3 separate regions of the Homo sapiens genome follow, and regions 2 and 3 are each linked to region 1. Evidence: chromatin loops called from intact Hi-C (ENCODE). Cell type or tissue: mammary epithelial cell. All regions are shown on one strand.

The links. A loop is a pair of places that touch in the nucleus more often than their neighbours do. Peaks named below come from ENCODE experiments on the same cell type or tissue, not always from the same donor. Only the 100,000 strongest peaks of a DNase experiment are listed, where the experiment ranks them.
Region 2: it touches region 1 in a loop (9-fold over the local background); 16 of 110 quality-filtered maps call a loop at or near these places.
Region 3: a loop joins it to region 1, with 28 times the contacts of the local background. A loop is called at or near these places in 12 of 110 quality-filtered maps.

What each region holds. Positions count from the first base shown.
Region 1 is chr4:143,772,848-143,775,347 of GRCh38, forward strand. No RefSeq gene overlaps it. Among named protein-coding and RNA genes, the nearest start is that of FREM3, 73 kb to the left of the region's middle. In mammary epithelial cell, a CTCF peak has its summit at 1,319 (motif pointing right); no DNase peak of the experiment used is centred here.
Region 2 is chr4:144,020,258-144,022,757 of GRCh38, forward strand. No RefSeq gene overlaps it. Among named protein-coding and RNA genes, the nearest start is that of GYPB, 2.1 kb to the left of the region's middle. In mammary epithelial cell, a CTCF peak has its summit at 1,537 (motif pointing left); no DNase peak of the experiment used is centred here.
Region 3 is chr4:144,141,842-144,144,341 of GRCh38, forward strand. It overlaps LOC105377460 (a long non-coding RNA gene), which reads left to right. Exons shown (of 11, transcript XR_002959803.2): 9 at 2,276-2,374. Among named protein-coding and RNA genes, the nearest start is that of GYPA, 2.4 kb to the left of the region's middle. In mammary epithelial cell, a CTCF peak has its summit at 1,298 (motif pointing left); no DNase peak of the experiment used is centred here.

The DNA.
Region 1 (2,500 bases):
TTGCCTTTGAGTCTCAATTATGTATGTAATTGTTTTATAAGATCCATGAGATTTCTAGCAAGTGTTTGGAAAACACTTACTAGAAATAACCAGTGTGTTATATGATGATGAGTATCCTTTTATTATCATGTTTAGAGTGCTTTTGAGCATTTCTTGTAGGACTGGTCTAGTGGTGCCAAATTCCCTTAGCATTTGTTTGTCTGGGAAAGGCTTTATTTCTCCTTCATTTATTAAGCTTAGTTTGGCAGTATATAAAATTCTTGGCTGGCATTTTTATTTCTGTAAGAAGGCAGAAAATAGGCTTCTAATGTCTTCTGGCTTGTAGGGTTTCTGCTGAGAAGTCCACTGTTAGTCTGATAGGATTGCCTTTATAGGTGATTTGATAGTTCTCTCTAGCTGCCTTTAAGACTTTTTCTTTCACACTGGCCTTTGATTGTCTGATGACTATATGCCTTGGTTATAATTGTTTTATATAACATCTTCAAGGTCTTCCCTAAATTTCTTGTATCTGCATGTATACATCTGTAGCAAGATTGGAGAAAATTTCCTCAATTATTCCCTCAAATATGTTTTTCAAACTTCTTACTTTTTCTTCTCCCTTGCTTCACATAATCCATATATCTCAAACAATTTGTTCAGTATTTTAAATTCTTTTTTTGTCTAAGTGGGTTAATTTGAAAATTTCCAGGTTTTCTGGTTAGTTTTTTAAAAATACATCTATCTCATCTGTCATCTCTTGAATTGTTTTTCTGTGTGTGTGTGTGTGTGTGTGTGTGTCGATTTCCAACTTTCTCTGTGTTCTCATTGAGCTTCCTTATAACACACATCTTGAATTCTCTATCTGTCATTTCAAAGTTTTTATTTTGGTTAGAATCTATGCTAGAGAGCTATTGTGGTCTTTGGAGAATGTCACAACATTCTGTTTCTTCATGGTGCTGGAATTCTTGTGGTGGTTCCTTCTCATTTGTAGAAGCTGTCACTTCTTACCTGGGAATTTACTTTTATTTGCGTGGGATTTTTTTTCTTCCACTAGAGTGTGATTTTTGCATATATTGGTGGGGTCCTTTGGTTTCACTTCTATATGCTTTTAGAGGACCAAAGCACTGTATGAATTCTTTGCTTATATATCACATTAGTGTAGTGGTTTTCTAAAATGCTAGATTGTAGTAGTGGCGTGCTGTACATATGGTCAGGCTTACTGTCTCCTACAGAGATGAGGAGATGGAGATCTCAGAAGTTACCTCATTCCCCCGTGCTGTGCACTTCTACCAGCAGTAATTATATTGGGTTGTGCAGTTCACCATACAGGCCAGCAGGTGGTGCTTACAGGTAAGAGTTGGCTGAGCACTGTACAATGATGTCAGCAGAAGTTGTGATTGGACATGCAGTTTGACCTCCCATCCATATGTGGTGCTTGCAGGTGAGAGGCGGCTGTGGTGATGGCAGTGGAAATTTTACTTGGCCTTTGTTGATCAGGGGAACTACCAGGGTGTGCCTGGTGATGGGGAGCATGGAGCTCTCAAGTGTCCCATTCCACACTCTGACCAACGGGGGTGCAGGGGGGAAAGCTGGGTGGGGCTGGGTTGGGCGAACCTACCTCCAGGCTCTCCAGGCTAACTAGGGTGGGACCAAGCACAACCTTGGTGGGAGCTGAGGGGCAGCTCTCAGGCCACTGGAACAACCCAGGGAGGGGCAGAGGTGTTTCTCCTGTGCCAAAGAACCCACCAAGAGAAAAAGCGGCAGCCAGGGTTTTTTTCCTGGCTGTTCAAAGTATGAAGGTTTACTTGATATTTTGGTTCCTCTCAGTGAAGAGGCACATGTCAGCTGCATCTGATCAATCATCTTCATTTCTCGTGAGTTTGTGAATCCTATGCAGAGCAACAGCAGCAGAAGTTTGGCACCGTTGTGCTCATATCTCCATAAACAGCCTCATTTCCACTTTTTGGCTGTTATTATTAATACACCTATAAACTTTTATGTGGACATAGTTTGCATTTCTCTTGAGTGTATATCCAGAAGTGAAATTGCTAGGTGCATATGGTAACTCTACATTTAACTTTTCAAAAAACTGCAAATTGATTTCCAAAGAGGTTGCAAGATTTTACATTCTCACTTGCAGTGCGTAAGGGTTCCAATGTCTTCAATGCTTGTTATTACATCCTTTTGATTATGACCATCCTCGTGTATATGAAATGATATGTTTGTCATTTTCATTTGTATTTTCATGATGGCTAATGATGTCGAACATTTTTTTCATATGCTTATTGGCCATTTGTATTTCACCTTTAGAGAAATGTCTATATCTTTGTACATTTCCTGATTGGATACTTTTCTTTTTTATTGAGTTGCAATTTCATTCACTTTTTATGACTCCAATTATATTTTTATTCTTATGACTCTGAAAAAATACCTTAAGTCTAGATTTCTAGTCTGAACTTCATAGATGCTCCGTAGCCACCACAAGTTCAATATGATCCTCCAAACCTGCTTGTCTTTCTTA
Region 2 (2,500 bases), 250 kb after region 1:
AAAATCATTTATGAAGTTAATGTTTGCAGCTTCAGGAAACTGGACCACAGAGAAAAAAAAGTATTTACTGGATAAAAGATGGAGATAAGTATCAGCAGAGCATCCCAGAGAGGGAGGAGCCTGAGATTGAGGCTCCTCTAATGGATGGAGGGAGTGGAGATGCAGACTTGGGAGAGACGGAAGAATGAATGACACAGACGGGGTAATCTGAGCAGCAAGAAAAGAATCCAGAGTGCCTCTTAAGGCCCTGCCAATTCATGTAAAACAACTGCAGCAAATTTTACTAAAAAGTTAAAATTAAACAATACATAATAATTTAACACCTTCCATAAAGTCAGTGTTTGTTATGGCTGGATATCAGGTTGAGTTGCAGGAATTGTGCTCAAGAGTCAACCAAGTAAAGGAAATGTTGTTGATATTCATATAAGCAGTAAGAATTAATTCACATGATTTTATATTGACAAAGGGAGAGCGATTAGCATGAGTCTTAAAAATGCTATTTCTGAAAATGGATAAATAACTGTCACTATTCTTACAATGGACTATTAGAGCAACTATTAAAATCATGTTTTCAAAAATAAAGATATAGAGACTCAGGATAAAATGGATACGTGGAAAACAGCAAGATCTCAAAATTGTATATACACAAATAAAATCCTATTTGATTCTTTTTTCCTCTGGGTTGTGCTGTCTTCACCTGGAATACACCTACTCCTTTTTAGGTGGCCTCCAATTCTGCTTAGGCTCTTAATTGAATAGTACTTCCTCCACAAAGCCTTCCCTGACTTCCTGTCTTTCTCAGGTGCCCCTGCTCTATACTTGTGTGGTTCCATCTTCTTCCCTTATCATAGGACTTATTACACTACATTGCAATCATTGTGTCTCCACTGGACTACAATTTTTAAGTGGACACACCCTGACTATGTCTATCTTATTTACCAATGAGTGCTTAGGGCACACTTGACAATAAATATTTCTCAAATCAATAAATGACAAATGAATATTGCAGTGCAAAGGAAAGCAACTTCTCACGGGCAGTCCTGGGTGTATAGGCTGATCATTTTTTATATATCCTACGGGTAACCTATGTCATATCCTAGCTTCAGGTTCCCTCCAGTATGGAGGTCCATTGCTAAGGCAGGAAGGGGAAAACGAAAAGGAAACTCAGCCTAAAATTCAGCTTTCATACCTCCTTCAGCCTGGACTGGTCAGAGTCTGAGAGTGCTTTCTTTTCCATGACCTCCCACTCTCCTTTCCTGCAGAATCACATCCTTAGCAATTTTCTAAACTCCTGTAGTGCTCACACATGCCTGTTTATTAACACCTGTCTCAGGTTGTTGTGAACAATCTGTTGCTTTGTATTTGTGGGTCCTGTCTCTGTTGTTCTGTTTCCAGCATCTGGCACAATGCCCTGTAGAGTACCTGGCCCTATTAAAGTAAGTCAAAACCTGGAGGGTTCTCAATGAGGAAATCAGAGGTCAGATTCAGCACCTCATACAGGGTGTGAGGAAGCAGAGCCATATAGTTCCCTCTAGTGGCGTATCTGCACAATGGAAGGAAAAAATGTGAGCCCCGTAAATGCAACAGAAAAAAATATACGTCAGATTACATTTTTCTCTTTCAGGCATTCCCTAATCTTCTTTAAATTTTTCAAAAATATTTTTACTGAAATACACATTCAGAATTATCATAAAATTCTGCCTAAGAGCTATATCATGCAAATTATTAGACAAATCCACATCTTTTAAGAATTTTGACTCTGCATAAAATAAAAGAAGTACTTTTGAGGCATTTGATCAAACATAAAAAACTTATCCAATTTTCCTGATACTACATGTCTTTAGGCTATTTTTTGAATTGCCTGAGTCATTTCTATGACGTAGTTAAGAAGGATGAAGTTCAATGTTATAATCTAGGAAAGGCAACTTGGATCGATCAACACAAACTTATACCTTGCTTGTTTCATGACAGAGAACCATTCATTTTTGTCAATTACTTACCTCTCAACTATTTCAGGCTTAGATTATTCCTGAAGATGGTTGCATGCTAGTCTGATCTGCCAGTGGAGAAGTGTGCTTTTCATGTTTTGCATGGAGGAGTGGAGAACAGGGGAGGGGCAGGAAAGTGGAGGCACAGTGGTTTATACTACTATCCTCCTTGGCACCTCATCGCCTTAGAATTTTCCAGCCTCCTTTGCCAGAGTAGTCTAAGAACTTTCCCTGACCTTTGTTTGTTTATCATTTGAAATTTTTTTTAAATAAAAAAACAACTACAAGGTAAGATAAATGTAACGCTCAAAATAACCCTGTTAGAGAGGCAGAACAGATATTAGCATTCTTATTTTAAATATGAGCAAACTATGGAATGGAAAAGAGACTATGAGTGTATTACTTGATTTGATTTGCCCTAAGTGTTTTTTAAACGTATGGATTTAGCTGCTAACATTTAAAAAGAAGGTATATTTTAATTAAAAATCAGGAATTGATTTAATTAAAAATTT
Region 3 (2,500 bases), 370 kb after region 1:
TGCCTCTTAAGGCCCTGCCAATTCATGTAAAACAACTGCAGCAAATTTTATTAAAAAGTTAAAATTAAACAATACATAATAAATTAATACCTTCTATAAATTCAGTGTTTGTTATGGCTGGATATCAGGTTGAGTTGCAGGAATTGTGCTCAAGAGTCAGCCAAGTAAAGGAAATGTTGTTGATATTCATATAAGCAGTAAGAATTATTTCACACAATTTTATATTGACAAAGGGAGAGCGATTAGCATGAGTCTTAAAAATGCTATTTCTGAAAATGGGTAAATAAATGTCACTATTCTTACGATGGACTATTAGAGCAACTATTAAAATCATGTTTTCAAAAATAAAGATATGGAGACTCAGGATAAAATGGATAAGTGGAAAACAGCAAGATCTGAAAATTGTATATACACAAATAAAATCCTATTGGATTCTTTTTTTCCTGGGTTGTGCTATCTTCACCTGGAATACACCTACTCTTTTAAGTGGCCTCCAATTCTGCTTGGGGTCTCAATTGAATAGTACTTCCTCCACAAAGCCTTCCCTGACTTCCTGTCTTTGTCAGGTGCCCCTGCTCTATACTTGTGTGGTTTCATCTTCTTCTCTTATCATAGGACTTATTACACTACATTGCAATCATTGTGTCTCTACTGGACTACAGTTTTTAAGTGGGCACACCCTATGACTATTTTATTTACCAATGAGTGCTTGGGGCACACTTGACAATAAATATTTCTCAAATCAATAAATGACAAATAAATATTGCAGTGCAGAGGAAAGCAACTTCTCACAGGCAGTCCTGGGTGTATAGGCTGATCATTTTTTATATATCCTGCGGGTAACCTATGTCATGTCCTAGCTTCAGGTTCCCTCCAGTATGGAGGTCCATTGCTAAGGCAGGAAGGGGAAAACGAAAAGGAAACTCAGCCTAAAATTCAGCTTTCATACCTCCTTCAGCCTGGACTGGTCAGAGTCTGAGAGTGCTTTCTCTTCCATGACCTCCCACTTTCCTTTCCTGCAGAATCACATCGTTAGCAATTCTCTAAACTCCTGTAGTGCTTACACATGCCTGTTTATTAACACCTGTCTCAGGTTGTTGTGAACAATCTGTTGCTTTGTATTTGTGGGTCCTGTCTCTGTTGTTCTGTTTCCAGCATCTGGCACAATGCCCTATAGAGTACCTGGCCCTATTAAAGTAAGTCAAAACCTGGAGGGTTCTCAATGAGGAAATCAGAGGTCAGATTCAGCACCTCACACAAGGTGTGAGGAAGCAGAGCCATATAGTGCCCTCTAGTGGCGTATCTGCACAATGGAAGGAAAAAATGTGAGCCCTGAAAATGCAACAGAAAAAAATATACGTCAGATTACATATTTCTTTTTCAGGCATTCCCTAATCTTCTTTAATTTTTTCAAAAATATTTTTACTGAAGTACACATTCAGAATTATCATAAAATTCTACCTATGAGCTATATCATGCAAATTATTAGATAAATCCACATCTTTTAAGAATTTTGACTCTTTGCATAAAATAAAACAAGTACTTTTGAGGCATTTGATCAAACATAAAAAACTTATCCAATTTTCTTGATACTACATGTCTTTAGGCTATTTTTTGAATTGCCTGAGTCATTTCTATGACGTAGTTAAGAAGGATGAAGTTCAATGTTATAATCTAGGAAAGGCAACTTGGATCGATCAACACAAACTTATACCTTGCTTGTTTCATGACAGAGAACCATTCATTTTTGTCAATTACTTACCTCTCAACTATTTCAGGCTTAGATTATTCCTGAAGATGGTTGCATGCTAGTCTGATCTGCCAGTGGAGAAGTGTGCTTTTCATGTTTTGCATGGAGGAGTGGAGAACAGGGGAGGGGCAGGAAAGTGGAGGCACAGTGGTTTATACTACTAGCCTCCGTGGTACCTCGTTGCCTTAGAATTGTCCAGCCTGCTTTGCCAGAGTAATCTAAGAACTTTCCCTGACCTTTGTTAGTTTATCATTTCAAAATTTTTTTAAATAAAAAAACAACTACAAGGTAAGATAAATCTAACGCTCAAAATAACCCTGTTAGAGAGACAGAACAGATATTAGCATTCTTATTTTATATATGAGCAAACTATGGAATGGAAAAGAGATTATGGGTGTATTACCTGATTTGATTTGCCCTAAGTGTTTTTTAAACGTATGGATTTAGCTGCCAACATTTAAAAAGAAGGTATATTTTAATTAAAATCAGGAATTGATTTAATTAAAAATTTGGCTCCTCTTACAGGAAGATCTGGCAAGAGTTAGCATGCAGGTCTACATTGTGACAATCCATGAGAGCTAAGGACTGGCTGTCTCTTGGGACAAATAGGCTTTCTTGAGTCTGGTAAGTGCTCCACCTGATGCTTGCTTCCATTTCTTAGATTAGGTTTTACTGTGGTAAGGCCTCAAAATCTCAGTGTCTTGCAGCAACACTGGTTCATTTCCTGCTCACATTACATTTGGTCTATGA